Regions from separate parts of the Homo sapiens genome. Here regions 1, 2 and 3 are each linked to region 4. The links are chromatin loops, found by intact Hi-C in ENCODE. Cell type or tissue: ascending aorta. All regions are shown on one strand. Links, peaks and the distances in the headings refer to the core of each region. The heading gives the core; the rest is flanking DNA. Region 1 overlaps SELPLG (selectin P ligand). Region 2 holds the start of CORO1C (coronin 1C). Region 3 overlaps CORO1C (coronin 1C). Region 4 overlaps SVOP (SV2 related protein).

Evidence for each region. Peaks named below come from ENCODE experiments on the same cell type or tissue, not always from the same donor. Only the 100,000 strongest peaks of a DNase experiment are listed, where the experiment ranks them.
Region 1: it touches region 4 in a loop (4-fold over the local background); 17 of 110 quality-filtered maps call a loop at or near these places.
Region 2: a loop joins it to region 4, with 3 times the contacts of the local background. A loop is called at or near these places in 4 of 110 quality-filtered maps.
Region 3: a loop joins it to region 4, with 8 times the contacts of the local background. A loop is called at or near these places in 55 of 110 quality-filtered maps.

The regions. Positions count from the first base shown.
Region 1 is chr12:108,614,716-108,622,771 of GRCh38, reverse strand. SELPLG (selectin P ligand) reads left to right here. Exons shown (of 2, transcript NM_003006.4): 2 at 1-877. Among named protein-coding and RNA genes, the nearest start is that of SELPLG, 15 kb to the left of the region's middle. RefSeq lists enhancers at 4,391-4,440, 5,021-5,480. In ascending aorta, for the core only: a CTCF peak has its summit at 4,472 (motif pointing right); DNase peaks (open chromatin) are centred at 4,511 and 5,662; H3K27ac peaks cover 460 bases.
Region 2 is chr12:108,728,601-108,736,656 of GRCh38, reverse strand. It overlaps CORO1C (coronin 1C), which reads left to right and starts at 5,139. Exons shown (of 11, transcript NM_014325.4): 1 at 5,139-5,228. LOC105369969 (a long non-coding RNA gene) reads right to left here and starts at 3,248. Exons shown (of 3, transcript XR_945328.4): 1 at 3,205-3,248. RefSeq lists enhancers at 1,555-2,056, 4,465-5,268 and silencers at 4,881-5,390, 5,581-5,860. In ascending aorta, for the core only: a CTCF peak has its summit at 4,944; DNase peaks (open chromatin) are centred at 2,146, 4,546, 4,966 and 6,056; H3K4me3 peaks cover 2,776 bases; H3K27ac peaks cover 4,822 bases.
Region 3 is chr12:108,661,817-108,669,872 of GRCh38, reverse strand. It overlaps CORO1C (coronin 1C), which reads left to right. Exons shown (of 11, transcript NM_014325.4): 4 at 7,715-7,844. It also overlaps the pseudogene RNU7-169P. Among named protein-coding and RNA genes, the nearest start is that of MIR4496, 30 kb to the right of the region's middle. RefSeq lists an enhancer at 5,101-5,170. In ascending aorta, for the core only: a CTCF peak has its summit at 4,887 (motif pointing left); DNase peaks (open chromatin) are centred at 3,370 and 4,872; H3K4me3 peaks cover 589 bases; H3K27ac peaks cover 4,638 bases.
Region 4 is chr12:108,946,720-108,954,775 of GRCh38, reverse strand. The region is part of intron 6 of SVOP (SV2 related protein); the gene reads left to right. Among named protein-coding and RNA genes, the nearest start is that of SVOP, 70 kb to the left of the region's middle. In ascending aorta, for the core only: a CTCF peak has its summit at 3,448 (motif pointing right); a DNase peak (open chromatin) is centred at 3,475; H3K4me3 peaks cover 538 bases.

The DNA.
Region 1 (8,056 bases), core at 1,817-6,816, 330 kb after region 4:
CATCTTCTCTGGGTCCCTCTAACATCTCCCATGGCTCTCCCCGCTTCTCCTGGTCACTGGAGTCTCCTCCCCATGTACCCAAGGAAGATGGAGCTCCCCCATCCCACACGCACTGCACTGCCATTGTCTTTTGGTTGCCATGGTCACCAAACAGGAAGTGGACATTCTAAGGGAGGAGTACTGAAGAGTGACGGACTTCTGAGGCTGTTTCCTGCTGCTCCTCTGACTTGGGGCAGCTTGGGTCTTCTTGGGCACCTCTCTGGGAAAACCCAGGGTGAGGTTCAGCCTGTGAGGGCTGGGATGGGTTTCGTGGGCCCAAGGGCAGACCTTTCTTTGGGACTGTGTGGACCAAGGAGCTTCCATCTAGTGACAAGTGACCCCCAGCTATCGCCTCTTGCCTTCCCCTGTGGCCACTTTCCAGGGTGGACTCTGTCTTGTTCACTGCAGTATCCCAACTGCAGGTCCAGTGCAGGCAATAAATATGTGATGGACAAACGATAGCGGAATCCTTCAAGGTTTCAAGGCTGTCTCCTTCAGGCAGCCTTCCCGGAATTCTCCATCCCTCAGTGCAGGATGGGGGCTGGTCCTCAGCTGTCTGCCCTCAGCCCCTGGCCCCCCAGGAAGCCTCTTTCATGGGCTGTTAGGTTGACTTCAGTTTTGCCTCTTGGACAACAGGGGGTCTTGTACATCCTTGGGTGACCAGGAAAAGTTCAGGCTATGGGGGGCCAAAGGGAGGGCTGCCCCTTCCCCACCAGTGACCACTTTATTCCACTTCCTCCATTACCCAGTTTTGGCCCACAGAGTTTGGTCCCCCCCAAACCTCGGACCAATATCCCTCTAAACATCAATCTATCCTCCTGTTAAAGAAAAAAAAAAATGGGACTGGGAGCAGTGGCTCATGCCTGTAATCCCAGCACTTTGGGAGGCCGAGGCAGGTACATCACCTGAGGTCAGGAGTTCAAGACTAGCCTGGCCAACATAGTGAAACCCTGTCTCTACTAAAAATACAAAGATTAGTCAGGTGTGGTGGCACATGCCTGTAGTCCCAGCTACTGGGGAGGCTGAGGCAGGAGAATTGCTTGAACCCGGGAAGCGGAGGGAGGTTGCAGTGAGCTGAGATCACGCTACTGCACTCCAGCCTGGGTGACAGAGTAAGACTCCGTCTCAAAAAAAAAAAAAAAGATTCAATGACCCTTGTTAAAGCATGGTAAGGAAGACTTTGTTCAAGGGGAGTGGGACTCTCTCAATCACTGCAGGGACTGCAGCTATGGGATTTTGCAGTGGGGGCATTTGGGCTCAACTATGAGTACAGCAGGGGCAAGTGGGAGCTGATAGCCAGGGAACAGGGTTGGATATCTGCAGCTGGAAAATTACCAAGAGGAAACATCAGGGGAAGGGGAATTCTGGCTAAACTGACTGCTGGGGATGGGTTCTCGGTCATTTTCTACACTGACCTAACAGGATTCATACTGGAGGCAGGCCAGGGTGCTCAGACATCACCGGGGGGATGGTGGCAGATGAGGAACGTGATCAGATATAGGAGGTGATCAGATATGGGAGGTGATCAGATATGGAGTGGTGGGGGGAGGGTTGTTGCTAAGCTGACTTAGCAGAGTTCTTGTTAGAACTGGATTTTATTTATTTATTTATTTTGAGATGGAGTTTTGCTCTTGTTGCCCAGGCTGGAGTGCAATGGCGCGATCTGGCTCACTGCAACCTCCGCCTCCTGAGTTCAAGTGATTCTCCTGCCTCAGCCTCCTGAGTAGCTGGGATTACAGGCATGCGCCACCACGCCCAGCTAATTTTGTATTTTTAGTAGAGATGGTGTTTCTCTATGTTGGTCAGGCTGGTCTTGAACTCCCGACCTCAGGTGATTCTCCCGCCTTGGCCTCCCAAAGTGCTGGGATTACAGGTGTGAGCCACCACGCCCGGCCCAGAACTGGATTTTAAAAGGAAGTGCACAGATGGGCCTAGGAGAGGACTCAGGGGCCTGACTGATTAAAGCTTGGCCAAGCACAGAATCTTTCCCACTCTCCAGAAGCTCACCCTGACCTCTCCTTTTCACTCAGGCCCTGTCTCTCATTAACAGCCAGTAGCTTATTGGTGATCCTAGATGCAGCCTGCAACCTTTTGTACAACTCACAGAAGCACTGATTTGCTGTCAAATGGTGGAAAAGTTCAAGCTGCCAAACTTTTTCTTAAAGGACCAAACAGTGAATACTGTAGGCCTTAACTGTTGCAACACCATAGCCTCTGTTGCAACAACTCAACTCTGTCCTTGTAGTACAAAAGCAGCCACTGACAATATGTCCATAAATGAATGCGCATGGTTGTGTTCTAATAAAACTTTATTTACAAACGGGCGGCAGGCTCATTTCAGCTCCGTCAGTTTGCTGACGCCTGATTTTAAGCATAGGGTGACCAGTCGTCCCAGTTTGCCCGGAACTTTCTTGATTTTAGCACTGAAAGTCCCATATTCCGTGAAACTCAGCCCCAGTAAACCAGGTTGGCCCTGCTATTTAAGCAACACTTGCATTATCCCATTCAAAACTCACACTACCTTGTGGGGGTCAGGTCACCGCCCAGTGGATCCACCTTGCCTGCTGCCTAGACAGAGCCGATTTATCAAGACAGGGGAATTGCAAGGGAGACAGAGTAATTCATGCAGAGCAGGCTGTACAGGAGACGGGGATCAGAGTTTTTAACGACAATTTGGCGGGTAAGGACTTGGGAAGTTGGGAGTGCTGATTGGTCAGGTTGGAGATACAGTCATAGGGGGTTGCAGTGAGGTTTTCTTCATGTCTTCTGTTCCCGGCTGCGATGGCAGAACTGGTTGAGCCAGAATACCAGCCTAGGTGGTGTCAACTGATCCATCCAGTGCGGGGTCTGCAAAATATCTCACGTAGTGCTCTGAGGTTTTACAATACTGATGTTATCCACAGGAGCAATTTGGGGAGGCTTAGACTCTTGGAGCCAGAGGCTGCATGACCCCTAAACCATAATTTCGAATCTTGTAGCTAATTTGTTAGTCCTGCAAAGGCAGATCGGTCCCCAGGCAAGAAGGGGGTCTTTTCGGGGGGAAGGGATATTATTAATTTTGTTTCAGAGTCAAAACACGAACTGAATTATTTCCCAAAGTTAGTTCAGCCTAACTTTGGGGAAGGAATGAACAAGGACAGCTTAAAGGCTAGAAGCAAGATGGAGTCTGTTCGGTCTGGTCTCTTCCACTGTCATCATTTCCTCAGTTATAATTTTTGCAAAGGCAGTTTCAGTCAGATTAGAAAACCAGGATTTGGAGAGTTCTTGCTCTTCTGCTCCCAAATACCTTCCAGTCATTTCCATAGAGAGAGAAAGAAGCTGCCGCTTAAACAGACTCTGTTCTACCTTCTAGGAGAGGAATAAAAGTCATCTCAGGGGATAGTCTTTATTTTTCTTCTTGAAAAATACCTCCGGCTGGGTGTGGTGGTTCACGCCTGTAATCCCAGCACTTTGGGAGACCGAGGCAGGAGGACGGCTTGAGCTCAGGAATTTGAGATCAGCCTGGGCAACATGGTGAAACCCCGTCTCTACAAAAAATACAAAAATTAGCCAGGTGCAGTGATGTGCGCCTGTAGTCCCAGCTACTCAGGAGGCTGAAGTGGGAGAATCACTTGAGCCTGGGAGGTAGAAGTTGCAGTGAGCCAAGGTCATGCCATTGCACTCCAGCCTTGGCAACAGCAGTGAAAAGCTGTCTCAAAAAAAAAAAAAAAAAAAAAGAAAAGAAAAGAAAAGGAAAAAGAAAAAAAATACCTTCAATGGCCTCTTTGGAAGTGAAGGACTTCTTTCCTTGCCCCCAATGGTTTATCCCGGAAAAGGGGAGTTCACAGAGAAGGTTGAGTCTGGCAGGGGTTGGCTGTGGCTTGGGAGAGAGGGGTTGGAGGAAAGAGACAAGGGAAAGGTAGGAAAGAGCCGTCAGGGGGAAAGGCCATGGGACAGCATCGGGGAGGAGTGGGGAGAGGGCCCACACATATTGGAAATGCAGTGTCTGTCTCCTCCCCTGAACTTCTGGAAGGATCAAATCTGATACACACAGGCAGGTGTGTTCAAAGTGTCCTGGGGGTGCTGATGGAAGAAGGTGGGAGTGTCTGCCATGGGCTGGGTCAGTTAACACCCGGGGTCGGCAGGCTGATGGGTCAGGAGAGACTGAGTCTACCTCCCCTTTGGGAGGGATCAGAAAAATCAGAGAAGGGGAGCTGAAGGCTCCACAGCAGGGGGCTGTGGACTCAGGCTGAAGGACCTCTGAGTTGTTCCCCAGGGATCTTGTCACCTCGTCTTCCTGGGAGCTTTCCCCTATTTCCTGACAGCTCCTGAGGATGCTGTGTAACCACAGATTTCCATTTGCGTTGGAAGAGGGCCACCTTCCCTTTACAGTTTTCTCTCTCTCCAAGGTGTGGGATTTCATTCAGGGTGGGCGAAGCCGGGTGCTTGAAGCGGCCACCAGGGGGCGCCCGCCGCCAGCTCTTAGAGCAGGTGGAAGCCTGCGTTTCCCTTGGGCCAGACTTGGAGATCATTTAGCCAGGAAGGAGCCCCAAAGCCAGTGGCGTGCTGTTAAGTGTTTAACAACTGGCTTCCAATGGGAAAAAGTCCTGATTTGTAGCATTTGCCAATGTCTTCCATGTAAATACTCCCACAGCCGATTTTGAGCTACCAACCATTATATAGTTGATGATACAATAGGTGTTAGTAACAAGGGCATCGATCATCGGATAATGTAGTACAATTATTAGGAATTGGTGAGTTTTGAGTACTGATGACCTTGGCTTTTAATATAATAGAATTTAATTTATTAAACAACTGACACAAAATTCTGAAAATTTTGTTGATTAGCTCTCACGGGCAGATATAGTCTGGCTCCTGCACACCCCTGTGCCCTCCCCTCCTGCCTGGGCCTCCCATGCCCTTGAGGACCACCAGCCTGAATCACCCCACTCATCCATTCAGCAAACACATCCTGAACACACACACAGCTGCAATATCCCCGTGAATCCCCTCAAACAGCTCTCACAGACGGTTCTAGTATTCTCCCCATTTTACAGAAGATGAAACTGAGGATGAGAGCTAGGTGAAGTCACCTGCCCCAGGTCATGAAGAGGATCTGAGATTGGAACCCAGACCTGAAAGCCAGGATCTTACCACTGTGTCACGCTGTCCTTGAGATCACAGCGGGGTTCTGGGGGAATCCCACGCCCCAAAACCTCAGCCCTGCTGACCTGCCCTGGGGCCTGGAAGTCCCCCATTAGTCACCCTCTGTGGCTCCTGGCTGCTGAGGGAAGGCGCTGTTCCTTGGGAGGGTAACCGAGTACAGCGCAGCCCTCTCATTGCAGAGAACACAACACAGCAGAGCTGGGGCCTAGGACTAAGAGGGATGGCCGGGGGCAAGCAGCTGGCCTTTACTGAGCACTTACTGCATACCTAGTGCCTTGTCAAACAGTTTGTCTGCATTATCTCATTTAGGACTCAACCTCATAATGTGGGTGCAATGATTGTTCCATTTTCTTGCCAGGGAAACCGAGGTTCAGAAAGCTGAACCACTTGCTCCAGCCGGTTGCACGGTTAGGAAACCACACTGTGCTGACTTCAGCTCTGCCAGCAGGGAAGGAAGGAGGGTAGACAGGAAATGGGGGGCGGGGGATGATGGGCTCAGTTTGTTCCAGGTCCCTTGTCTCTTACAGGCTGGGGCTGCCACCCTGGGGGTGGTTCATCCAGCAGCTGATCTGGCAGGGGCTCCCCAAATTCTTTCCCCAGATCCCATCCCTCTTTGCCACTCAACCAAGCCACCGATTACTATGGAATGTGCCAGGCACTGTGAGAGGCCCTGGGATGCCATGTGAGTAGGACAGGCCTGTAATCCCAGAACTGTGGAAGGCCAAGGTGGGCGGATAACTTGAGGCCAGGAGTTCGAGACCCCTTTGGGGCTCATGGTCTAGAGGGGGACAGATTGATCAAATAATCACCCAGGAAAAGATCAGATTATGTCAGATTATGGCTGGGCCCTGAGCCCAGAGGAGAGATGCTGGGAGCAATGGGGCCAGAGCTGGGGGGCATGGGTCAGGAAAATCATGGTTGAAACTTGAAGGACACAGAGTTATTGACTTGGGAGGGAAGGGATAGAGGGAAGAAAGTTCCAGGCAGTGGGAGCATCATGGGCACAGGAGTTTGCACTAGGGGAGCAGACAAGGTGGGGGCAGCTGGAAGGAGCCAGGGTGGCCGCATGGAGGAGGAAGAGGCTGTGTGAGGATGAGGAGAACCTGGACTAGAGCAGGGTGCAAAGAAGTTGTGGAATCGAGAGGTAATTGGGAAGAAAAGGGTAGGAGTTGCTGATGGGTTGGAAGTGAGGAAAAAGGAGGTTGAAATCTCAGGTTTCTGACTTGGGCAGCTATCCTGATGAGGGTGCCACGGGGTGGCTGGGAAAGCCATGGAAGGAGGTTGCAGGGCTGGTGGTAAGAGGAGTGTCCTGAGCTGGGGTTCAGCCAAGTTGGGTCTCAGGGCCTGCTCAACCTCCAGGTGGAGGTTCCAGGAAAGCTGTTGCAAAAGATGCTTGAGGTCATTAGCCATCAGGGAAATGCAAATTAAAGCCACAGTCAGATGCCACTTCACACCCTCCAGCAGGACTAGAATTAGAAAGACTGACAACACCCAGTGCTGGTGAGGATGTGGAGAAGCTAGAACACTCACATGTTGCTGGTGGGAATGCAAAATGATACAGCCACTTTGGAAACCAGTTGGGCAGTTTCTTATAAAGTTAGACGTGTACTCACCATGTACTCCCCATCCAAGCCAGAAATCCCATTCTTAGGTATCTCCCCAAGAGAATGAAAACAGATGTTCATACAAAGACTGCTACAAATGTGTACAGCAGCTTTGTTCATAAGATCCCCAAACTGAAAACAACCCAAATATCCATCAGCTGGTGAATGGATAAATAAACTGTGGTCCATCTGTGCAAGGAAATATTACTCTGAATAAACAGGAGTGAGGCACTGATTCTCATGCCAACATGGATGAATCTCAAAGACACCATGCTGACTGAAAGAAGCTAGACACAAAAGGCTATATATTTTTTTCTTTTTAGAGACAGGGTCCCACTCTGTCACCCAGGCTGGAGTGCAGTGGCGCCATCATAACTCACTGCAGCCTTGACCTACCAAGCTCCAGCGATCCTCCTGCCTCAGCTTCCTGAGTAGCTAAGACTGCAGGTGTGCACCACCATGCCAGGCTAATTACTTATTTTTTTGTAGAGATGGGGGTCTTGCTATGTTGCCCAACCCAGGCTGGTCTCAAACTCCTGGCTCAACTGATCCTCCTGCCTCGGCCTCCCAAAGTGTTGGGGTTACAGGCGTGAGCCACAGTGACATACAATCTGGCTGGGCTGTATGTTGTGTGATTCCAATGATAAGAAGTTCTGGAAAAGATCAGTGGTTACTCTTGGGGGTGGGAAATGATTAGCAGCGGCTTGCAGGAACCCTCTGGTATGATGGAAACATGTTTTATTTTGGTCTGGTTGGTTGTCATACGGGTGTCTGCATTTGCCAAAACTCACTGAACTGCATTTTTACAATTGGTGCTTTTTACTGTGTGTAAAATATACCCCAAGAAGCAAGCAAACCAATAAGCAAGCAGGCAAGCAGGTGAATTCACAAGGCTGTGTGAACCCAGAGGTCGGCCAAGGCATGTGTGAGAGCAGGGGGCCTTGGGCATGCTCCTTGGAGCTCCCACAGCTGCTGTCCCTGCCCCTCCCAGGGACTGGGTGACGGGGAGGCCCAAGGAAGCCACATCTTTTGAGGTCCCCTGTGAATGTCCTTACCTTCTGCGGCTGTTCCCCTGCTCAGAGACTATCAATGGCTCCCCAGTGCCCAAGTCCACAAGAAGTTTCCAGCTTCCTCACTCGCTGCCCACTCACCTATATGTCTGCCTGTCTGGGCAAACCGGCCCTCTCACTCCTCCTCACCCATGCCCCACGGCTCCTGCCCTCTCTGCCTTTTGTTTCCACTTTTAGGGCTCAGCTCCCCCAGGCCCT
Region 2 (8,056 bases), core at 1,821-6,820, 220 kb after region 4:
GGAAGGTGGAAGTGGGTGTGGCTATCAAAGGGAACATGAAGTATCCTTGTGGTGATGGAAATATTTTCAACATCTATATTGACATTGACTGTATCCATGTCAATATCCAGGTTATAATGTACTACAGTTTTGCAAGATGTTACCACTGGAGGAAACTGCATAAAGGGTACATGTGATCTCTCTTTTTTTTGTTGTTATTTTTCGCTAAATTTTTTGTAGAGATGGGGTTTCACTAAGTTGCCCAGAGTGGTCTCAAACTTCTGAGCTCAAGTGAGCCACTTGCCTTGGCCTCCAAAGTGCTAGGATTACAGGCATGAGCCACTGTACCTGGCCCACACATGATCTCTCTCTCTCTCTCTCTCTCTCCCTCCCTCTCTCTTTTTAATGAGACAGAGTCTCGCTCTGTCACTCAGGCTGGAATGCAGTGGCGTGATCTTGGCTCACTGCAACCTCCACCTCCTGGGTTCAGACAATTCTTGTGCCTCAGCCTCCCAAGTAGCTGGCATTACAGGCGCATGCCACCACTCCTGGCCTCTTTGTATTATTTCTTACACTTGTATGTGAATCTGTAATTATCTCAAAATTACAATTTTAATTTTAAAAAAGGCATTTGTCTGTAGCCTGTCAATCATTCAGTATTTTTCCAGTCTCTATTTTGCAGAAAGAAGTACCCAAAGTGGTGAGAATGAAGATTTATCAATGTAGAGTGAATTTTAGTGCTCTTCAAATTTTGTTGTCTTCTATCGCTCAATTAGGGGTCTTGTCTACTGAGATTACTCTAGGGACTTCCAGTCTCATTTATTTAATAATATTATTATTTGTTAATGCTTCCACAGGGTAATTCACTGAGCTTCTAGGTTGCCCTAGCAACCTAAAACAAATGTCCCCATTTGGTACTCAGAAAAAATAGAAAAATGATTTGCTAAGGAGCCTCTGGATGCTGGGCCCACAGTTCTTTCCACTTCATACATAAGCTGGCATCTATATCATGTGTGGTCTGGAATCATTTTTATTTTTCCTGATCATTAAATTCCTCTCCATCTAGCACCTGTCTTAAGCCACTTTAGAAATCACCAGCTTTTGAGAGCAGGAAAAAACTCTTAAATCCAGCATCTCACCTGGACTTGGATCCCTCCCTTTAGGGCCAGCTTGGACAGAGCCAAGGTTTCTTTCAGGCCCACAAAGCAATTGCTGTAGGTTCAAGAACAATGAGATGATGGGGCTTTCTCCCAGCAGAGTTATGCAGTTTTCCTGTTTCTGGAAGTAAGCAGCTCTCAGCTGACCACATTTGGGATAGGCATGGAGTGAAAGTGAGGTGGCATTGCTTCTGGCATTGGGTGCTTCCTGTGCAAGAATCACCTCCTCAAATGCAGGGCTCAAACCAGGAACTGAAAGAGGCAGTCAGAAGATGAAGGCCTTGGGATCTTTCGTAGCATATTCCATGGCTGCTTTTTGGCGGTATCATCTGGCGGGGGGAATTCTTCTAATTTCATCATTATCATTTCATCACTTCTAACTTCATCATTTATCTATGATCTCATGGAACCCCAAGATTTTTTTATTTTTATTTATTTCTATTTTTTTTTTCAGAGTCTCACTCTCGCCCAGGCTGGAGTGCAGTGGCGCTATCTAGGCTTACTGCAACCTCCACCTCCAAACTCGAGTTCAAGCAATTCTTCTGCCTCAGCCTCCCAAGTAGCTGGGATTACAGACGCGTGCCACCATGCCTGGCTAATTTTTGTATTTTTAGTAGAGACGGGGTTTCATCATATTGCCCAGGCTGGTCTCGAACTCCTGACCTCAAACAATCCGCCTGCCTCAGCCTCCCAAGTGCTGGGATTACAGGTGTGAGCCACCACTCCTGGCCGGAACCCTGTGATTTTTAAACATCAACATGTTTTAAAACAACTATTTTGTGCTGGGCACTGTGTTGGGTGCTTTGCCACGTCCTAATTCATTGAATCTAAACTCCTGAATATTCAAAACCACTTCCTGAAGCATTTACATGATTCCCAGTGATATATAGGCAGAAGAATAGGGCTCAGCTCAGAGGGGAAGTGACTTGCTGAACGTCACACAATGAGTAATAGGTGGAGCCTGAATTTAAACCTAAACCGGCCAGAATCCAAAGTCCACGGTTTTTCTGTTCTGTCATGCTGCCACAGAGGCAGTTTAGTGTAATGACTAACTGGCTAAGGGTGCAGGCTCTGCATTTAGATGGATGTGGGTTCTACGTGGTTCAAGCCATGTGACTTGGACAAGGAATTTAACTTCTCTGAGTCTTCAGTTTCCTCACCTTTATAGGTGGGGATTAGGAGTCCCTTCTGGGCTGGGTGTGGTGGCTCATGCTTGTAATTTCAACACCTTTGGGAGGCCAGGAATTTGAGACTAGCCTGGGCAACAAAACAAGACCCCATCTGTACAAAAAGTAAAAATATTAGTGAGCAAAGTGGTGTGCACCTGCAGTTTTAGCTGCTTGGAAGGCTGAGGTGGAAGGATTGCTTGAGCCTGGTAGTTCGAGGCTGCAGTGAGCCAGATGGAGCCACTGCTCTCCAGCCTGGGCAAAAGAGTGAGACCCCGTCTCAAAAAGAAAAAAAAAAAAGAATTATTTCTGTGGCCATAGGATTGTTGAGCAATTTCAGAAGATTCTGCATGTAAAGCACTCAGATAGTGCCTAGCATGTCTAAGTGATGGATAAATGTTAGCAATAATCTGTTTCCAAAGAATAAGCTAGCTTACTCCGTGGTTTCCAGTTGGAACTCGGCCGGACGCGGTGGCTCACGCCTGTAATCCCAGCACTTTGGGAGGCCGAGGCGGGTGGATTACAAGGTCAGGAGATCGAGACCATCCTGGCTAACATGGTGAAACCCCGTCTCTACTAAAAATACAAAAAATAAGCCGGGCGTGGTGGCGGGTGCCTGTAGTCCCAGCTACTCGGGAGGCTGAGGCAGGAGAATGGCGTGAACCTGGGAGGCGGAGCTTGCAGTGAGCTGAGATCGCGCCACTGTACTCCAGCCTGGGCGACAGAGCAAGACTCCGTCTCAAAAAAAAAGGAACTCAAAGCACTTTACCAATCTTCATTTTCCCCAAAGCACTCAGAACTCACTGCTATCAATGCCCCTGTTTAATTTATTAACTAGTGGATTTTAAAAAAACAACTTTTATTGTTCAAAACTATTGAATTGTGGGCACAGTGGCTCATACCTGTAATCCCAACACTTTGGGAGGCCGAGGTGGGAGGATCTCTTGAGCTCAGGAGTTTGAGGCCAGCCTGGGCAACATAGCAGGACTTCATCTCTACAGAAAAATGTTAAGAATTTAGCTGGGCATGGTGGCGCGTGCCTGTAGTCTCAGCTACGTGGGAGGCTGAGGTGGGAGGATTACTTGAGCCCGGGAGGTCCATGCTGCAGTGAGCCGTGGACTGCCCCACTGCACTCCAGCCTGAGCGACAGAGCAAGACTGTGTCTCAAACAAACAAAAACAAGTGAATTGTTTTTGAGCCTCACCATATGGCAGGCACTGCAGTAGGCGTTTCATCACGTTTATCTCATTTAAATAAAGTGAGTGGCAAATCTTACTGCAGGAAGGGTGCTGAATTCCTCCTATTAGGAGTGGCTGCTTGAAGGCAAAATAAAACCCATCCTTTCATTTTGTTGAGTCCCAGCAGTAGCAGCAACAGGTACTGTCGAGCGTTTATCACAAGCCAGGAACTCTTCTAAGTATATTACTATTATCCTGGTGCAAAAGTAATCGCGGTTTTTGCCATTCCTTTTAATGGCAAAAAGTAATGCCACGATCATGGCTGCTAATATGATCTCATGGAACCCTGTGAGGGAGGGGCTGTTATCCCCATTTTACAGATAAAGAAACTGACCCTTAGAGAGGATAAATAATTTGCTGTGATAGCTGTCTTAGTTCAGGTCAAGCTTGATTTAAATAACACACGTTTCTGAGGCTGACGCTTAAAATAAAAAATCCCCCTGTGAATGGCAAAGATGCCTTGCTTTGGGAAGTAAATAGCCCTACCCCACAGTCGGTTCGGTTCCCCAGGCTCTGTTTCCTCAAATCTCGGTATTTCAGAGCTTGGTGTTTCAGAAAGGGACTTTAGCTATTAACAGGACAACTTCTTCATGCTGAAGATTAGGGGACTCAGGCCCAAAGAGGTAAGAGAACTGTCCCAGGTCACACAGTCTGACGGCCGCAGAGCTGAGGCTCAAATTCCCGTGCTCCGACTTTCAGGCCTGGGCCGCCGAGTTATTAAGGGACTCTGGCCAGGGAAAGGAAGGGAGGAACCCTGAAGTTTCCATTCCCTCACCTGCGAAATGGGGTCAATCACGGGCCCTCTTTGGGGTTACGTGGGTGTGGCCCAGCCCAGGGGCGGCCACTCTGCACTAGGAATGTGACAATGGACGGTTCAGGGAGGGCTGGAACGTCGGCAGTCCTCAAGGGAGGTGGTGGTAGGGTGTGACGGAGCCAGGGCGGAGCCTCGGGAGCCAGAGGCGTGGATTCGCGAATTCGGGGCGGGGCTTGGGGTTTAAACGTTGAGATGGGGTAGTGGGCGGGGCTTGAGATGCTAGGAATAGGGTTGCGGTCCTTGGGCGGGGCTTCTGGAAGACGGGGCGGGGCTTTGTGAGGCCGCTGGGCGAGTTCTGAAGCAGTGGGAGGGGAGCCGGGCTTAGGGAAGCAGGAGGCTGGTTTAAGGACTCGGATAGGCAGTGCGCGGGGCTCAGAGGAGCTAATGTTCCTGTATTGAGGGGCTCTGGGGGAATCTTTGAGGAGCCAGGGGACGTGGCCTTGCAGAGCCTAGCGGGTCAGTGGGCGGGGCTCTAAGAACCCCGCTCCGGGGTCTAAGGAGCAGTGGGCGTTGCTCGGAGGCGCCTGTGGGCGTGGCCCTCTACCACTCAGATGACTGGAGAGCGGGGCGTGCGCTTGGGCACCGCCTGCATCCCTCGGTGCGACCAGAGGGGGCGTAGCGAGGCGTGGAACGTGGGGTGGGAAGCGGGCTTCCCCTCCGGAAGTGGGCGTGGCGCACAGCGGCCCGGCAGCCCTGGTTGGGTCCCGCGCGGCGCGGGGGCGGGGCCTACGCGCGGTGGCGGGGGCGGTGGCGGCTGCCCGCGCCCCTCCCCCGCACGGCGCTCAGTGCCAGGCTGGAGGCGGCAGCGGTTGGAGGCTTCGCCCGGCTTTGCAGCGGGGACTTCGGCGGCGGCGCCTCAGGCACCTCGGCCCGGGTGAGCGGCTCGCGCCCGGCGGGGGCAGCCTGAGAGCGAGTCGGGCGGGCGGACCTGTCCTCTGAGCATGTGCCTGCGCCGCCTGACAGGAGCCGGCGGGGCGAGGGGCAGGGCTAGGTGGAGGGGACAGTGCTGGGTGGGCGCGCGGGGCGCGGGTTCACGGGCTGGGTTGCAAGGGGTTAGGGCCGGGGGCTGCTGTCGGGGGCTCGGGGAAAGGGAGTTGGGGACCGAACCAGGTGGCGTGGGGAGCGTGAAGCAGGGTCCCTGTGGGGAGGAGGCTTTCGAGGTCCGGAACGCTCCTGGCCGGGTGCGGAGCCGCGGGCCGAGGTGGGACGAGGCTGCCCAGGGAAGGCTTTTAGGGGTCAGGGATCGCCTGCTTGGGCGAGGTGCTGGGAGGGAAGGGCTGCTTCGGGCGAGGCGTAGAGCCCGGGGGCTCCAGGCCTGGGGACTGGGTTTGGGCCGCCCCAGGGAACGAGTGGGTGGGGGCGGGTAGGGGCCGGGCTCACGTGGGGCCGGGGCGAGCTGGGCCCTGCGTCGGGAGGGGCGAGGGCGGCCGCCTGGCCTGCGGGTTTCCTGGCTTTGGGTGCGAGACCAGCTCTGGGCCCTGCAGATCTCGGTTGGGGGTCAGGCGGGGCGGGGCAGAGCTGGAGCTGGAGTAATGTGGGTGGGGGCGGCTTGGGAAGAGGCTGAGCCCGGCCAAGGGAGCAGAGGGCTGGGACTGGCTGGGGGTTGGGAGGGGAGGAACGAAGCAGGAAGGCTGTCGGATCGGGGGCCCAGGGTGTCCGAGTGAACTGGGTGATTCAGAGGTGTGTTTCCCTAATAGCGGGGCAGCTGGCGAGGGACGCAGTAAAAAGGAGCGAGGTGCAGGTGGGGCCCCGCTGCGCCGAAATGACTGAGGATGAGGTCAGACGTGGAGGGTGGGAATGCAGAAACCGAGCTCTCCCGCCTGTCCCCACCGGCGCACGCTCCCCAGCTCTCCGTCTCTCAAATGATTTGAATGTGTTGGGGGAAGTGGCAGGCTGCGGTGAGAGCTGAGAAGAAAGGGGCTTCCTCTTGGAGGGAGGCGCTGGCCCTGGCATCCTTTTTTGGGAGTGTTCAAAGGATTTTGAACGCTGGAAAAGGAATCGTAGGCTTTACTGCATCACGATTTAGAAACACATCCTATATTTGGCCGTAATGTAGGCTGCCCTTGTTTTGTGGTGTCTAAAGTGCTTGCTCTACATGTTGCAAACGTGGGATTCAGAGTGCGAAGCAAATTGCAAGTTGTTCATTTCCCCCGGCATGGTAAGATACAAAGGCTTTTCCCTCCTATAAGACATTTGAAAAGAATTGAATGTAGTGCGCGTTTAATAAACTGGTCCTGGGTGGCGAATATATTTACTTTTGGAAATAGTTACCACAAAATATTAGGCCCTCTTACCGCAGCCTTTCTGCCTGGGATTACATTCTAAAACAGTACTTGTAGGGCTCTTAGTCACTCTATATAATAATGCATCTCATTGTCCTTATCTGGCAGAACGTTCTCCTGACACCAGGGCCTGCTGGAATAGACAGAAACATGATTAAGTATAAGCAGTTGCTTTGTACCGTCTGTTCAGTTGTGAAGGCAAATAGATACCTGTTTAATATTAATTCACTTTCTGCATTCCCTGTAAAACTGAAGAAATGTGCAAAATCTATTTTGGACTTGGTTCTATACATTTCAGATGATTTAAGGAAACTAGTATTTTTGGTTTGGAGGTATGTTTCACAGTCATAATGTTTGGCTATGAAGCATAATAGTAAACATTGGATCTGAGAAATCGCATAAATAAGTAGGGAAAAAAGTGAAATAAAACTGAGAATTGTGTTGTACCTTAGGTCTTGAAGTGCAGTGTTTCGTGGTGGAGGTTAGTCGTGTGTACTGAGGATTGGACAAAGATTTGGTATAAACGTCAGGAGCACACATTTTTGACAAATATAGAACCTATCTTGTCCATATTTATTTTGATTACTTGTGGAAGGTACATTAAAGCCTGATGAATTTTAATAGATACATACCGATGAAACATAACTGCACACAATATTGACTTTTTCATGATCCTTTGTTACTTTGCCTGCAGATTGTGCTAATCAGCATTTATACTTATTTATATATAGTTTAGGATTAGATTCGGTGTCAGTGAATAGCATTTTTTTAAACACCGTTGGATTTTTTGATAAAAGTTTTATGTTTAACTTATCTGTCACTTCTGGGATCCACTCCAACCATGAGGAAGAGAGTCACTCTAACGACTATGAGATGGAATGTTCAAAAGGATGAATATCAATTCTTAGTTATATAAGTGGGTATGTCGACGAGTCTCTTCTTTATGATGGCAAAATTTTAATTTCTCATATTTTGATTTGTCACAAACTGGTACTTTAGAAACATATTATTAATTGGTCTGTTTTACCTTTGACCTCTTTTCCAGGGGTGGGGCAATAATAAATTTGAGAGCTACTTGCATTTTCAAGGTACAAATCCATGTGATAAAACCTCTTAAGCTTGTTTTCCATTTATGACTTCTCTGTGTTACTGTCTCCTTGAATTATGAAAACTCTTTTCTGACACTTGTATGTCTTTTTAAACTTAAGATACCTTTTCTGTATTAAAACAGAATTCTTCATGAATATTTCAGTATGACCTAGTACCTAGAATGTTAAGTAATAGAATCTCTCTGGGTTTTCTTTGCCCTAGTTCAGATCCTTTAAAGTGAGTGAACAAGATTCTGTACTCCTTTCTGAGTACTTTGTATTTCTAGAGTGCAGAATGGAACTTTTTTTGTTTTATAACAGCTTCATTGAGA
Region 3 (8,056 bases), core at 1,813-6,812, 290 kb after region 4:
TATTGGAGTAATTGAAGCTTGTATAGCTTAGCAGTTGAAATGAAAGTTTAAAGAAATGTTTGATCTTCTCCTAGCCTACCTGCTTCTTAATACCTTATTTTCCACCTTGCTCTTCTGAAGGTAAAAGAACACTGTATTATAGATCAAATGGTTTCAGACAACACCCCCCGCCACCCCCCGCCTTTTTTTTTTTTTTTTTAACGGAAAAGCTCTGTGTAGTTTCTCAAGCCTAGGCTATTGGTAGTAGCTCATGAGCTACAAATAGTAGATAGTATAACAAGGCCTAGTTTTAGTAGAAGAAGGATATCAAGGAGATCCTGGGAGTAGGAGTTCTGAGCATTTGCAGGTCGCTTCGCTTAAACGCTCTCAGCCCCAGTTGCCTTCCATATAATATGGAGGTATGATAATAATATGCCTATCGAGAGTCAAAAGGAAGCTGTAAACGTATAATGGACTGTTATTTTTTGTAATGGGGATTTTGATGGATACCTATAGTGGATTCCTAGCAGCAAGAGTACCTTTAATAGACATTTCATAGAAAAATACAGTAGAACCAGTTTATCAAATGAACTGTAAAAGAATAAAAGTAATTTTTTAAAAACTGCTTTTTGTATTACTTATGGTATAAATCCATGAAGTCCTAAGCATTTAAGCATTGATTTGTTAATTTTGTGGGCATTGATTTAGTGACAGCTACTTTGCAGTTTTAGGAGAGGGAACACCAATCTTAAGATACATTCCCCCATTTTTTAGACGTGGCTTCTTTACACAGCCTAAAATTAAATTATATTGACACAGTTTACCTTTCATGTACTACTTTGTGAAACAGCATTTTATACTATCACACAGCAGTTGTGTAAATTGTACTCCCAGAAACTACACTTCACTCCTAGCTTTGCAGAGTTTTGGCTCTGTGAGTTCTTTTCTTCAGCAGTATCTTCTCAAAGAGAGTTTTAAGATTGTGGCTACCTAAGTATTTTACTTGGGGGAAATATTAGCTCCAAGAAAATAATAGTGCTTTAAATAATACAAAGAGCAGTCAACTTAAGTTTAGTGAATGATGTTGATTCAACATTGTTCCTTATCTGCAGGGTAGTAATCAAACACAAATGCAAAAAATGGCTAATTTGGACAATGGGATTGCATAATTGTTCCTTCCAGAGTCTGGGAGTTGGAAAGATATTGCAAAATGATAGTCTTAATTGTCTCCAGCTATAGAATAGTCCAAATTTTTAAGTTTAAAGGACGCTTCTCCCTTCTCTCAAATCAGTTTATTCTTCTGTAGAAATCAACAAAAATACCCTATCTAATCCATTTTTGCTTCCATTATAAATTTTCCTAATATAGTTTTTTTTGGCGGGTGGGAAGGCATTTGACAAAGACTGGAAAACCTGCTAGACAATTTTTAAAAGAGCTTTAATGCTTTCTAATATAGTTTTTGCCCTGAAATAAAAATGGAAGTGATGTTTTGGTTCCTCTCAGGCATTCAGCAGGGAGGGCTTCGTCTTAATTCCATTTTGTACAGATTGCATCTGGGCCATTTGCCAGAGGATATTATAACCCTGGCAGATCGGAACCCAACACTCGGTTCTTGGTTTTCCCGAACTCGGTGCCACTCTGCACGTCATGGTTCATTTGGGAATGCCCTGATGCCCTACATGCAGGCCTTTGTGGGCGTCTGTAGGACGCTGTACTGGTCTGCAGCTGCTACCACATCTTTAAGCTTTCTCCTGTCTCATGTATTTTCTTCATTTCCCATTTGGAATTGGTTTCCTTAGGAATGGAAAAATAGGGTCTTTTGGGGGTGTAACCCTTTTTATGGCTGTAACTCTAGTCCTAGCCCAGTAGCAAGTTGATGATGGGTGACTAAAATAGGGAAGCAGTGTCTGGAAAGCAGTATTTGAAAAATAAAACTATTTAACTAATTGTACTTTAAAATTAGCACGTGAGAGAAACCCAAGTGTCTTAGTTTTCCTTTTTTCTTGTTGGGATTGTTCTCTTGAGTTGTCCTTTTTCCATATCCAGGCTTTCACATGTGAAAAGGATGCCCATGGTACAGTAGTTCTGAACATGTGCTTAAAGTTGTTTTTTTCCAGAACCACAATGGGATTTTACTGATGGATTCACTTTTTCATGTAGGAGCCCTTGGAACTGAATGTCATTTTTTTGGTTATATAGATGAGAGGTTTCTATGTTGCACAGGCTGGCCTTGAACGCCGAGCCTCACTTCCTTATGCACCAGGACAACAGGCCTGAGCCACCACAGCTCCTCTGATTTCATTTTTGTCCTTTCAAAACAAAACATTGCCATAGTAATGTGTTGTCCAAACAGAAAATGTTAGGAACACACAGCATTATTTAAATTAAGAAAATAAAATAAAAAAGAGGAAGTAGGGATAACTTGTACTCTCTGCTGCACTGAGATGCCTACTCTGGGTGTTTTGTGTCTGTTTTCCTCTGCACTCACTGCATACAGTTTTGAGAAAGCTGGTTGGTATTACAGTACCAGTCTGTAGCCATAGAACAAAGAAAAGCTAACAAGCCTGCACAGAGATCAGATCTGTCCTTACTGTGGTAATTGGCCTAGGTATAAACCAGAGCTTTCACACATAATGATATCTTGGGTGTAAATTAGTTAGTATTAATTAATTGGGTACAGTGCTGAATTAATTTGAAGACAAGACTCATTCTAAGAAATTCTGATGTTCAGACCTAGAAATATATATGGCGTCATAGTGGTCATATTAACAGCAAAAAAAGTCATCATGAAAATATGGTAGGCTCTTTTTTTTTTTTGCCACGCGCTATTCTAAGCCTTTATGTGCATGATAATATTTAGTTATTGTATCCGCACAGTAAGCCATGAGTGTGGCCTATTTTACAACTTAGGAAACAGGCTCAGAGAGTGGCAGTTTTGTTAAGGGTCACACAGCTGATAAAAGGCTCAGCCAGACCCAGATCTGTCTAGCTCCAAAGAAAGCCCCATGCTCTTCTCCCTAGTTGCAGTATTTCCTATTAGGGTGGTGCTTTGGGGCATGCAAAATGTTTGAGCTCATTTAACCCTTCTAATAACCCCTGAGTAAGCACAGCTGTCCCCAGTATTAAGGAAATTCAGGCTCCCAGAAGTGAAATCCCTTCTTAATGCTAACATGACCAATTAGTGTCCCAGCTCTGACAGGAGCCTGTGTCTTCTGACACCCAGGCCAGCATCCCATATTACACACAAGAGGACCAAACATGTACCAAGTGGTGCTTCTGTTTGTTGTTGTCCCTGAGCTGCAGGAACATCAGTCCAAACCGAGCAGGCCATCACCCAGAGTAGCAGACAACCCTGAAGAGGGCAGAGAGCCACATAATGACAGGCCTGTGAGCATGGCCTTTGGGTGCCAGCCAGAGCATGTGTATGCTGAGTGTGGAAAGACCTACAGACCGCCCCCAACCCCCAAGCTCTTTCCACAGTCCACCGTAGAGAACACCACCCCCTCTTTACCAGTGGACACAAGAATTCTGTTGTCTTCTTATTTCATTTCAGAGACTTTTTCACTCACTTTCTTCTCGCATTGCAGTCCTTGTGCTTATAGTATTAGCTTTTTCACTCTGGTGCTTTTTCCCTAGCAGCTCCTGAGCCAGCTTCTTTATGGCATTGTTTAAATGCTGCATGCACTTTTTAGAAAATTGCTCTACACATCTGCGTGTTTTATTTTGAGACTGGATATTCAATTTCTCCTCATATTCTGCTCTACTTTCACCTAAGTCTTGTTCATCCTTAGAGGTCACCTCCTCAGGGAGCCCTCCTGGGTGGACCAAGCTTGGTTAGCAGGAAGCTAATTTCGTAGTAGTGCGGTCGGCTTATGCCAGCATAGCATTGGTTGCACTGTGCAATAATACCAACTAACACTCAGTGTCTGCCTTATGCCAGGCATTCTTCTAAATGTGTCAGTTTCATGTTACCATGTTAGTCTTCAAACCGCCTCACAGAAGGCAGGTTCAATATTAAGTCCTGGAAAGGTTAGGTGAATGTCCTCAAGGTCACACCACTATGTGACTGAATCAGGAATTCAGTCACATCAGTCTGGCCAGAGCCCATAATCTCAGCCCTGCTGTGTACTGTCTCTGCATTCTGGAGGCACTATGTGTGTGTCTGGCTCTGTGCTGAGGGTTAATTAATTCCTTAATTCTCTTAGCACACCTCGCAGGCATAGGTACTAATGTTTTCTCTATGCAGTGATGTTTGCCAGGATCATCACAGGTAGTGGCCCAGGCAGGATTTGAACCAGACTCTGCCTGACTCTGGTGCTCACTCTCTAACTGTCTGTATCACACCACTTGGATTTGTTGTCTTTGATTTTCAGTCTGATAGAAGTCTCTGCTTTCTGTTAGACCATCAACTTCTCAAGAGCAGGGCCTGTATTTAGTTACCCAGTACTAGATGGGTTACAATACAATTTATTGTAACTCAATAAATGTGTTACAAGAAAGAGTTAACCAAGGTAGTAAAATGGCTTAGGTGCTTGTCTTATGTGAATAAACCCAGCTGAGGGAACCGTTAAACCAGCTGGAGGTGAGGTAAAGAAGGAACACACAGAGTTTCCTTATTTTAAAAATTAATAAATGTTGCTTCATCATTAAAATTTTCTTTTAATCCAGGAAAAGATGATGGGGAGAAGCTAGAGAAAGGAAAAGGTTAAGTCCCCATTATGAGCTCTGCTTCTGCCCTCATATTTTAAGGTTGGAAATGCTGATTATAAACAAAGTCTCCCATCACTCCACGTCTCATTAGTGATTTGGAAAATGCACTAGCTGTGCTCAGAGTGAGACACAGAGGCGTTTTCAGTCCTTGCAAGGAAACCCAGCAGGCCATGGTTGGGGTGCCATCTGGAGATTGAAGGTGGTATTACCACTCTGTCAGTTCTAAGTGGGGTCACAGTGCATCTTGCAAAATGCTTTTCCTGTTGAGTCACTGAAGTCCCATTTCATAATTGTTTTTCTGTCGACTTCATGCTTTGATCAAATTAGTAGTCACTGTTTTCTGTTTGTTCTGTTCAAAATGTCAGTCCTGCTTTATATTCAGATAGTCAAGTTCAATGTGGAGTTGTTTCACTAATCATAAATTCTTGAATAAAAATAGTGCATGTCAGGATGAAAGCTAACATGCAGTAATGGAGGAGAGCAGATGCCCATGTTCTCCGCAGGGGAAAGAGGCCTGGGTCAAGGTCTCTTCCGCAGAGGGAGGGAGAGGGCAGGGTAGGTCTTCCTTTTCCTTCTATGCTTGTTCACACCTGCCTTGCTTAAAATTTGGCTCTGGGGAAATTAGGTGATGTTCTAAGCTTGGGCCCTCAAAATGCAGGTTTATTTTTGTTATGATTTGCATAAGGGGTTATATTTAGCCTGGGCAGAATTTAGCTGTAAAAATGAACAAATCACTCAACTCATGACTTTTTCCCACTCTTCAGAATGGCAAACTTTTTGTTCTCATTTTTTGCAGGACAGTAGAACTGAGCTGAACCCTAAACACTCATCCAGTCTAGATCTCTGCCTTCCACTAAGCAATTGAAAACAGACAATTGTTTGTCTCCTTCTTTAAAGTTCCCACAAAGGAAAATTCTTTTTCTCACGTGTTCTAGTGTTGAACATGATTTTTCATTGACAAGTTCTTAAATTTTTCATGAGCTAGTTCCTCAAAATCATTTTCTGATGGTAAATTTACTTGTTTTAATCTTCATGTAGAAGATAATGATTTTAAACTTTAGCTTTTTCATAAACTTAAATATTATTTAATATCTGGTCTTCGGTAGGGTTCTTGATGCTACTCAGCTTACCTGTAACTCAGCCCTTTTCTTAGAGGTTGTTTGTTTCTTAACCTTTTGAAACCTTTGTTGTTCATTGTTAAACATAAAGTCTTTCATTCCTTCCACTCATACTTTCCCTGTCCCTTTCTCCCCCTGTGCCCAGGCATGTCCCCAATTAAGATGTGGTGAGTCTTCTGCATGTCTTCACTAGTCAAGAGGATTTTCTTAAATAACAAGTTTTATTGAGATATAATTCACATAGAATTCACTCATTTAAAATGTACAATTCACTGAGTTTTAGAATATTCACAACCATCACCACAGACAATTATAGAAAATTTTCATCACCTCATATAGAAACCCAAATCCTTTAGCTATCACCCCTCCACCTGCCTCCCTCCACTCTCCCCAACACTAAGCAACCACTATTCTACTTTCTGTCTTTACGGATTTGCCTATTCTGGACATTTCACATACATGGAATCCTGCAATATGCGGTCTTCTATGTCTGGCTTCTTTCACTTTGCATAATGTTTTTAGAGTTTGCTCATGTTGTAGCATGTATCAGTACTTCATTCTTTTTTATGGCCAAATAATATTCCAGTGTATGAATATGTCGCATTTTGTTCAGCCATTTATCGATAGATGGATATTTGGGTTGTTTCCACCTTTGGGCTATTACAAATAATGCTTCTATGAACATTCTTGTACAAGTTTTTGCATAGACACATAGTTTCCATCCTCTTGGGTATATCCCTAGGAGTGGAATTACCGGATCATATGATAACTCTGTTTAATCATTTAAGGAACTGCCAGGCTGTTTTCCAAGGTCTGCCACCAAATGGTGGCTATACCATTTTACATTTTCACCAGCCATGTGTGCAGGCTCTGATTTTTTCACATGCTTGTGAACACTTGTTATCTGTCTTTTTGATTCTAGCCATCCTAATGGGCATGAAGAGAGAGCTTGTGGTTTTGATTTGCATTTCTGTAATTACTAATAATGCCAAACATCTTTTCATGTGCTTTTTCGCCATTTATATGTCTTCCTTGAAATGTCTATTTAGATGACTGGCCTATTTTTCAATTGGGTTATTTGTCCTTTGGTTGAATTCTAAGAGTTCTTTCTATATTCAGGCTATGGGTCTCTTATCAAATGTATGATTTGTAAGTTATTTTCTCCCATTCTGCAGGTTGTTTTTTCACTTTCTTCATAGTGTCCTTTGAAGCACAAAAGCTTTTAATTTTGATGAGGTCTAATTCATTTTTTTCTTTTGTAATATTTTCTATAATACATGTTATAAAAATATTAAGTGTATTTTTGTTTTCCAAGTGTAAAATTATAGAAAATATGTTTTAAAAACTATGTCATCCCATCAAGAACCACAGACTTAGCTAAGTGTCTTCATTCCCATTCCTTTTCTTGAGTGTTTCAATCATTTTGTAGTTTTCTTTCAATTTTTTGCATGCTTCTAACTGGAGAGTTTTGAACTTAACAAGGAATTTAGAATAAAATCCCAAATAATATTAAATAAAAGCTGAGAGGAAATGTTTTGTAGTCCTTGTTGGTATCCTGATCTCCGATAACATATTACATTTTAAAAACAGCCGATACTTGGGAGTCTGAGGCAGGAGAATTGCTTCAACCTGGGAGATGGAGGTTGCAGTGAGCCGAGATCGCGCCACTGCACTCCAGTTTGGGTAACAGTGTGAGACTCCGTCTCAAAAACGAAAAACAAAAAACAAAAAAACAAACAAAAAAAAAACCGCCTAACACGGTCATTTCACAACATTCTGCCTTTCATCCAGATATCACTCTATGTTCTGTTTACATAGAGCAAATCTTTATAGTGGATGGTCACTGTAAATGTGATAATGAAAGGCAATAGCTTTCATGTGGATCATCTTTCTTCCTTGTCCAACAGGTATGGCAGATCCCAGAAAATGGACTCACCCTTTCCCTGACTGAACCTGTGGTGATTTTGGAAGGCCACTCAAAGAGAGTCGGCATCGTGGCTTGGCATCCAACGGCCCGCAATGTGCTTCTTAGTGCAGGTGGGAGCTGAGCTCAGCGGTCCTCCCCTTGTCTTCCACTCTTGTGGCTCTCTGAGTGGGGGGAAGCAAATGTGTTTTGGTTGTGTGCTATATGGTTTTAAAGCAGATTATTAGGAAACCATGGTGAAGAGTATTGGGGTGCACTGCTCCCCCAGCCCACATACATACTTGTGTGTGTGTGCACGTGTGTGTGTTTCAAGGCCATTTCGACA
Region 4 (8,056 bases), core at 998-5,997:
TTACAGGCATGCATCATGGCGCCCAGCTAAGAAATAGAATAAATACTTAAGAGTACTGGAGAGCAAGAAAATGGTGCCATCAGTGGATCAGAATTTTGAGAAGCCTCCGGAAGCCTATAAGCAGATGCGATTGCAAGGGTGGAGTAGCTGGAACAGAGAAAATCACACCCCAAAACAGCAAAGGGGCGGGACTACAAAGAGGACGAGAGATTCTTCCCATGGGGTTCTGGGATTATGGCACAGGACACCAGGGGAATAAAATAAAGGACATAGAGGAGCTAGGAGGGCCTTTCCCCCTTATCTCATGCTTATCTTAAGGGTCCCCAGCTTGCCTGCCTGCTCCCTACTTCTTCCCCATTTAGTTATTCATGTATTGAACACTACTGTAGCCCTTCCATGTGTTTATTGAGCTATCATTACATTCCAGACACTGAGCCTTGTGCTTTACGTGTATTACCACTTTAACGCTCATCTTAGGATGTAGATATTATGATCATCTCCATTTTACAGGTACAAAAGCTGGAGCTTTGTAGAAACTAAGTAGCATGCCCAAGGTCACATAGCTAGTAAATGGCAGAGCTGATGTCTAAACATCACTTGACCCTCCAAACCTATTATCTGAACTACTCCACTAAATAGCTTTTTTTTTTTTTTTTTTTTTTGAGACAGATTCTTACTCTGTCACCCAGGCTGGAGTGCAGTGGTGTGATATCTCGGCTCACTGCAACCTCCACCTCCTGGGTTCAAGCGATCCTCCCACCTCAGCTTCCCGAGTAGCTGGGATTATGGGAGCAAGCCACCACACCCGGCTAATTTTTGTATTTTTAATAGAGACGGGGTTTCACCATGTTGACCAGGCTGGTCTCGAACTCCTGACCTCAAGCGATTCGCCTGCCTCAGCCTCCCAAAGTGCTGGGATTACAGGCATCAGCCACCACGCCCAGCCTAAATATCTGTTTTATCTGTGAGGAGGGCAAATAAAAACTAGAAACAAAATTGCAGAAGAAATATTTAGCCACCCAAGAGAGCCACTGGCTTCCCACCACTGTAACTCTATCCACTTACATAAAAATAATGTCTTAAATTATACAATGTTCCTATCTAGTTATAAAAATGGCTCCCTTAAGTTCATTATTTAGAAACATTTAGTTGGAGATATTTTGATGTGATTAAATGCAATTAAAAGTTTCCATTAATTTACAATAGCTTTATCCTATTGCAGCAACTCATAAAACCAGATGAAAAAGATTTTGCTGTATAATTCTTAAAAGCTCAACAACCAGAAGTCCTTGTAATGTACTCTGAATTTTAAGTATAAATGTCAATTAGGGCCGGGCGTGGTGATCACGCCTGTAATCCAAGCACTTTGGGAGGCTGAGGCGGGCAGATCACCCGAGGTCGGGAGTTTGAGACCAGCCTGACCAACATGGAGAAACCCTGCCTCTACTATAAATACAAAATTAGTTGGGCGTGGTGGCACATGCCTGTAATCCCAGCTACTTGGGAGGCTGAGGCAGGAGAATCGCTTGAACCCAGGAGGTGGAGGTTGCAGTGAGCCGAGTTCATGCCATTGCACTCCAGCCTGGCCAACAAGAGTGAAACTCTGTCTCAAAAAAAAAAAAGAAAAAAAAAAAAAAAAGTCAATTAGATCATTAAGGAGCCCATTCCTCTACGCTGATCTGTGCTTTTCTACAACCCTCCTTCTCTCCTCCCTTCCTCATTCTTTTCTTTCTTTCCCCAAAGTAGATATAATAATGGAGCTTACCAAGTGCTGGGCACTTTGCTAAATGTTCTGCTCAGACTAACTTACTTGGTCCATTGAACAACTGTTTTATCCCCGTATGACAGATGTGAAAACTGAGGCTTAGAACTCACAAGGGACTTGCTGGAGGTCAGATAGTTATTATTATTATTTTTGAAACCGGATTTCGCTCTGTTGCCAAGGCTGGAGTACAGCAACACGATCATACCTCCCTGCAGCCTCAAACTTCCAGTCTCAAGGGATCCTCCCACCACAGCCTCTGGAGTAGCTAGGAGTACAGATGTGTGCCACCACGCCCAGCTAATTTTTAAAATTTTTTGTTGAGATGGGCTGCAGGGCACAGGGTGGGCGGTCTCACTGTGTTACCCAGGCTGTTCTTGAACTCAAGTGATCCTCCCATCTTGGCCTCCCAAAGTGTTGGGATTACAGGTGTGAGCCACCGTGCCTGGCCAGATAGTTATTAAGTGTAGTGTAGGGGGCCTGGGCACAGTTGCTTATGCCTGTAATTCCAGCACTTTGGGAGGCTGAGGCAGGTGGATCACTTGAGGCCAGGAGTTTGAGACCAGCCTGTACAACATGGCAAAACCCCATCTCTACTAAAAAATATAAAAATTAGCCAGGCGTGGTGGTGCACACCTGTAATCCTAGCTACTTGGGAGGCTGAGGCAGGAGAATCACTTGAACCTGGGGGTTAGAGGTTGCGGTGAGCCAAGATCGTACCACTACACTCCAGCCTGGGGAACAGAGTGAGACTCTGACTCAAAAAAAAAAAAAAAAAAAAAAGAGAAAAGAAAAAAAAGTGGAATGTAGGGTTTGCTTCTACTTTGTAACAAACCACCTTTGCATTCATGGTTTAAAACAATGATTAATTCAACTCATGATTCTGCAGTGAGGCAGTTTGGTGGCTCCTCTAGACTCCATGGGACTTGCTCATGTGTCTTCAGTCCACTGAATCATGGGGCACCCAGGCACCTGGTCCCATGGCATCTGAACAGGGGTCAAAGGCAGCAAGAAGAAGCCACAAACCTTCTTGAGGCCTATACTTGGAACTAGCATAACATCATTTCTGCTACATTCTGGTGGTCAAAGCAAGTCACAAGGCCACACAGATCCCCAGGAGGGGAAAATGAACTCTTGATGGGATGTGCTGCAGTCATACTGCAAAGGTGCATAGATACCGGGACGGAAAATATTGGAGCAACTTTGGCAAACCAGTTGCAACTGGGTTCAAATCCAGGTGTGTCTGGTGCCAAAGCCCTTACCATGTTGAACAACAATTTCAAAGGGGTTTCAGGCATATATAGTCAGAAGGTCCTGTTAAATCATTTATATCCACGGCGTTTCTGGTACTGACTTGGAGAATGACTCTGGAGTGTAGGCTGGTGGTTCTTAACAGTTTTCTAGACCCTTTAAGGCAGATAAGAGGAATCACATGTAGAATCCCAGATTAATTACACTTTCTCTCTACGGAGGGACATCAAGAAGGAATAGACTTTAATTCAAGCAAGGGAATTAAATACAATTTTATTTTTGTCATTAGAGACAATATACTTTTGTTTTACCAAATTTAGGAAATGCAAATAAGCACCAACAAATAACAAATGATAATCACCTGTTATTGCCCCGTGTCTCTCCACGAAAACATCAATACAGGTTGGCACTGGGCCCATGTGTTTTTTACCTCCAGTAGAGGGCGCCATGCACCGCAGCCAAACACCATTTATGTAAGCGGCTGCGGTGGGAAACCTGGAGTAAGGTAACCCACGCCCTACTTGTGTTTTAGCTGCTCTTAAAGACAGTACCTCAGGTAGCTGCCCAGCTGTTCTACCTTGAAACCTGCCTCAGAATGATCTTCAAATTGGTGTCTACAATGAGCTTATACACAAAGCCTGTCCTCGTTCCTCCAAAGACCAGGCAAAAATGCCAGGCTGAGATCACAGGTTCTTGCTTTCCAAACACGTGATCCAAATGGCAAGCCTCTAATTGCCCAGTGCTGTAAATGTGATTATTTGCAGTGGGAATTTATTTATGCCAGAATCAGCTGATTCTTGGCATTGCTAATTTCATTGCTCATTCTTTTATTTTTCAGTCTGATTATAATAATTGCCATACTTTGGATAAAGATCAAGTAGCTTGCTTTCATAATGAACTGCTGTAAATAATGGCCAAATATGGGGCACAACAATTATAGGAAAAGATGTTTCTTGTGGCACAGGTGGCAAAAGCAAGAAATTGAACACAACCTAAGCATTCATAATTAGGGGGCAGTTAAATAAATGATGATACTACCGAGGTGAGGAAGACTATGCAGCTGCTAAGAATAATGCTCAGCTGGGCATGGTGGCTCATGCCTGCAATCCCAGCACTTCAGAAGGAAGCTGAAGCAGGTGGATCGCTTGACTCAGGCATTCAAGACCAGCCTGGGCAACATGGTGAAACCTTGTCTCTACAAAAAATACAAAAATTAGCCAAGTGTGGTGGTGCACACCTGTAGTCCCAGCTACTCAGGACGCTGAGGTGGGAGGATCATCTACCCCAGGAGGTCAAGGCTGCAGTAAGCCATTATCGTGCCACTGCACTCCAGCCTGGGTGACAGAATGAGACGCTGTCTCAAAAGAAAAAAAGAGTAATTCTTGGCCAGGCATGGTGGCTCATGCCTGTAGTTCCAGCACTTTGGGAGGCAAATGCAGGAGGATTGCTTGAGCCCAGGAGTGTGAGACCAGCCTGGACAAAATAGTGAGACTCCATGTCTACAAAAAAAAAAAAAAGAAAGAAAAAGAAAAATTAGCTGGGCATGTTGGTGCATGCCTGTCATCCCAGCTACTTGGGAGCCTGAGGCAGGAGAATCTTTGAGCCCAGGAGCTCAAGGCTGCAGTGAGCTATGATTGCACCATTACACTCCAGCCTGGGTGACAGAACAAAACCCTGTCTCAAAAATAAATAAAGCTGTAGATCTACCTCTATTAACATGAAAAGATTTCCATATTGTCTTACTGAAGCGGAACCTAACACAGAAATTTAAGAGCAAGAAGTTTCCTCTGGGAGACTCAGCCGCAGGTCCTCCAAATGGTCCCACTTCAAGGATGAGGGAACTGTCCAGTGAGGGCTACTCCCGGGAAGTTTAAATTCTTCGGCACTTCTGGCCTGCCACAAAGGCTGGCCAGCCAAGCTTTACTGACCAGAGAAAGTTCTCTGGAAAGGGTCACAGGTACTGGCAGTTAGAAGGTGGACTGGCATGCGTGGACATGCTAAGAATGGGGATGTTTGGGTGGAACGCTGACAGTGTGCTGTGTATGTTAAGAAAAAAAAAAAGAAGGAAAGAAGTAAGGGAGGGAGGAAAAGGTAGGAGAGAGGGAAGGAAAGAGAAGGGAAAAAGAAAGAAATAGCATGTTAGTTAAATTTATGTATTTATTTTTTTCATAGAAAAGAGGCTGAAAGATTGCAGGCCAGGCACAGTAGCTCATGCCTGTAATCCCAGCACTTTGGGAGGCTGAGGTGGGTGGATCACTTGAGGTCAGGAGTTCGAGACCAGCCTGGCCAACATGGCGAAACCCCATCTCTATTAAAAATACAAAAAAATTAGCTGGGCATTGTGGCATGCACCTGTAATCCCAGCTACTTGGGCTGAGGCAGGAGAATCACTTGAACCTGGGAGGCAGAGGTTGCAGTGAGCCTGAGATCGCACCACTGCACTCCAGCCTGGATGAGAGAGTGAGACTCTGTGTGGGCAAAAAAAAAGCTGAAAGATTGCAAAGCAAACTCTGATTAGTAGTTATGGCTTTGGGGGAGAGGAATGGGAGTTGGGGTCATAGGGAGAGGAAGAATCATCATATACTCTGCATGCTTATGTATTGCTAAATTATTTTACAATGAGATTGCATTCATATAATACTCTATAACTAAACAAAAAAACAGAATGAAAAGACTTCATGATATACGTTATAGGTTTGTTATAAAAACAAATCCTCGATCTCTAAGGACAGAAATAGCTTTGCCCTTAGAATATCCTGCTGCACATTTTTGCATGATTAGTAGTTTGACTTCGATTTGGTAAAGGAAAGGTAAACATGGTATTATTATTGATTTTTAAAAATAATATAAGCATACCATTCGGAAAACAGAATAAAATATAAAAGTCATCCATGATAATTGTTGCAATCTTTAGCAACCACTATAATCTTGGTTTCTATTATCAGGGTTTAGTTATGAAATTCCCCATGGTTTTTGTTGAGTGAGGTACTGAAAGGAATATAAATTGGAACAACTTTTTGGAGAACCACTTTGGTAGTATATATATATCTCAAATCATAAAAACAGGCATACCCTCTGACTCAAATTCTACTTAGGGGGATCTGTCCTAAGGAAACAATGTGAAGACAAAGACTTCAGCCTAAAGATGTTTAAGGAAGTGTTGTTTATAACTGTGAAACTGTCCCAACAGGGAAGTGATTCATGGGCTGCATGATATAGACAAACCTAGTTTAAAATGTTGGCTCTTCTGCTTACTAACTTACTAGCTGTGCAATCCTGGTCAAGTAACAACTTCTCTGTTGTTGATAGATGTAGATATGAAAATGGTGGTAGGACTTTTACTGATGATAGAACTTTGTCTAAATCTCAGTGGTATTGCTGAGGCCCCCTTTTGAAAAGTGAAATGCTCTGTAAGGAAACCCATTGATTGGGTTGCATAGAAGCAGACAGAACTGGGGGCAGAGATTCCTCTATAAGTGATTTATTGAGAGTGCTCTTGGGAGGAAGCTGTAAGAGTGAAAGATGCTAAGAGAAAGATACAGGGAAGAAGTTCACAAGGATGTGGTTTCTTCTGGACTCACCTGAGCACACAGGGAGCTAAGGGAGTGTTCATTGCTCCACAGGATCTGACCCCCACCCCTCCCCCAATGCCAGGGGATGGGCCTTTTATACACGTACATGCCAGTCTGCAGCCTGCCCTGGGGAGATGGGCATAACTCCTAGGTACCTCTGGGGTGATGCAGCTTCAGTTGCTCAAGAGTATCCCTAAGAGAAGGTTGCAGGTATGAGCCATTAGCAGAAGTGCAAGGTGGGCACACAGACCTAGTAAAGGGATCCTAGGAGATCTAAATGTGTCCCCAGCACCATCTGCCTTCACAGGGTTAAAGGAAATTAACTTCCCTTTATCCCCCAACCCCCACCCCTTAAGAGGAGCTAGGAGAGTAACATGAGGCCATTTAGTAGCTCAGATGCCTGCCTTAGGTGGGAGATATGAGAGAAAAGAAGGCCTCCTCTTTCTAGCAAAATTGAAGGCAACATGGGATAGGTGGGAGCAGGGCCTGGTTTAAAAGTTCCCTTCCCTGTCCAGCATGCCCCAAGTCTGAGGAAGTGAAAAGGAGGAAAGTGTGGAAGCAGCAGACAGAGGCAGCCAGTGCAGTTGGGATGCTGGTTACATTAAGCAAACAAGTAAATTGAGCAAAGACATAGCCATATTGAGGATAATGAGACCAAATTTCCCATTATTGGAGAAGGGAATTGCAACATGGAAGTGGGGAAGTTTAGAATGAACCCTAAGGTGATGAACTGAAATGGAATGTATCAGTATGAACTCGTTTTTAAATAAATATACACAGATAGATATAGATATGGTGAGTGTGTGAAGAGAGAGGGAGAGAAGTAAGATAGAGATAGATAGATAGACAGACAGATAATCTCTTAGCTGTGTCCACCAAGAGGCCCAGCAGCAGTGACACCCCAGGAGCAATGAGCACACTGAGCACAGAGATCTTGGTTTCTAAATACCATCTTCTGCCAAAGGGAACCAGGGCTTCTTAGAAAGGTGATGACAGACTCCAGGGCTGGGGCAAGGGAACTATAAGATGAGCTGAATATCTTGTGCTAGAAAATAGGGAAGACCTCAAGGAATGATGGAGGCATGCCAAAAAGACAATAGGAATCAGCTTGAAGGGGCTCCCACTGGGCAGATCTGGGACAGTCTGAGCATCAAAATAATAACAGGTTGCAGGCCGGGCATGGTGGCTCACACCTGTAATTCCAGGACTTTAGGAGGCTGAGGCAGGCAGATCACTTGAGGTCAGGAATTTGAGACCAGCCTGGGCAACATGGTGAAACCCCGTCTCTACCAAAAAATACAAAAATTAACCAGGCATGGTGGCAGGCAACTGTAATCTCAGCTACTCAGGAGGCTGAGGTGGGAGAATTGCTTGAACCCGGGAGGTGGAGGTTTCAGTGAGCCAAGATTATGCCACTGCACTCCAGCCTGAGCGACAGAGTAAGACCCTGTCTCAAAATAATAATAATAAT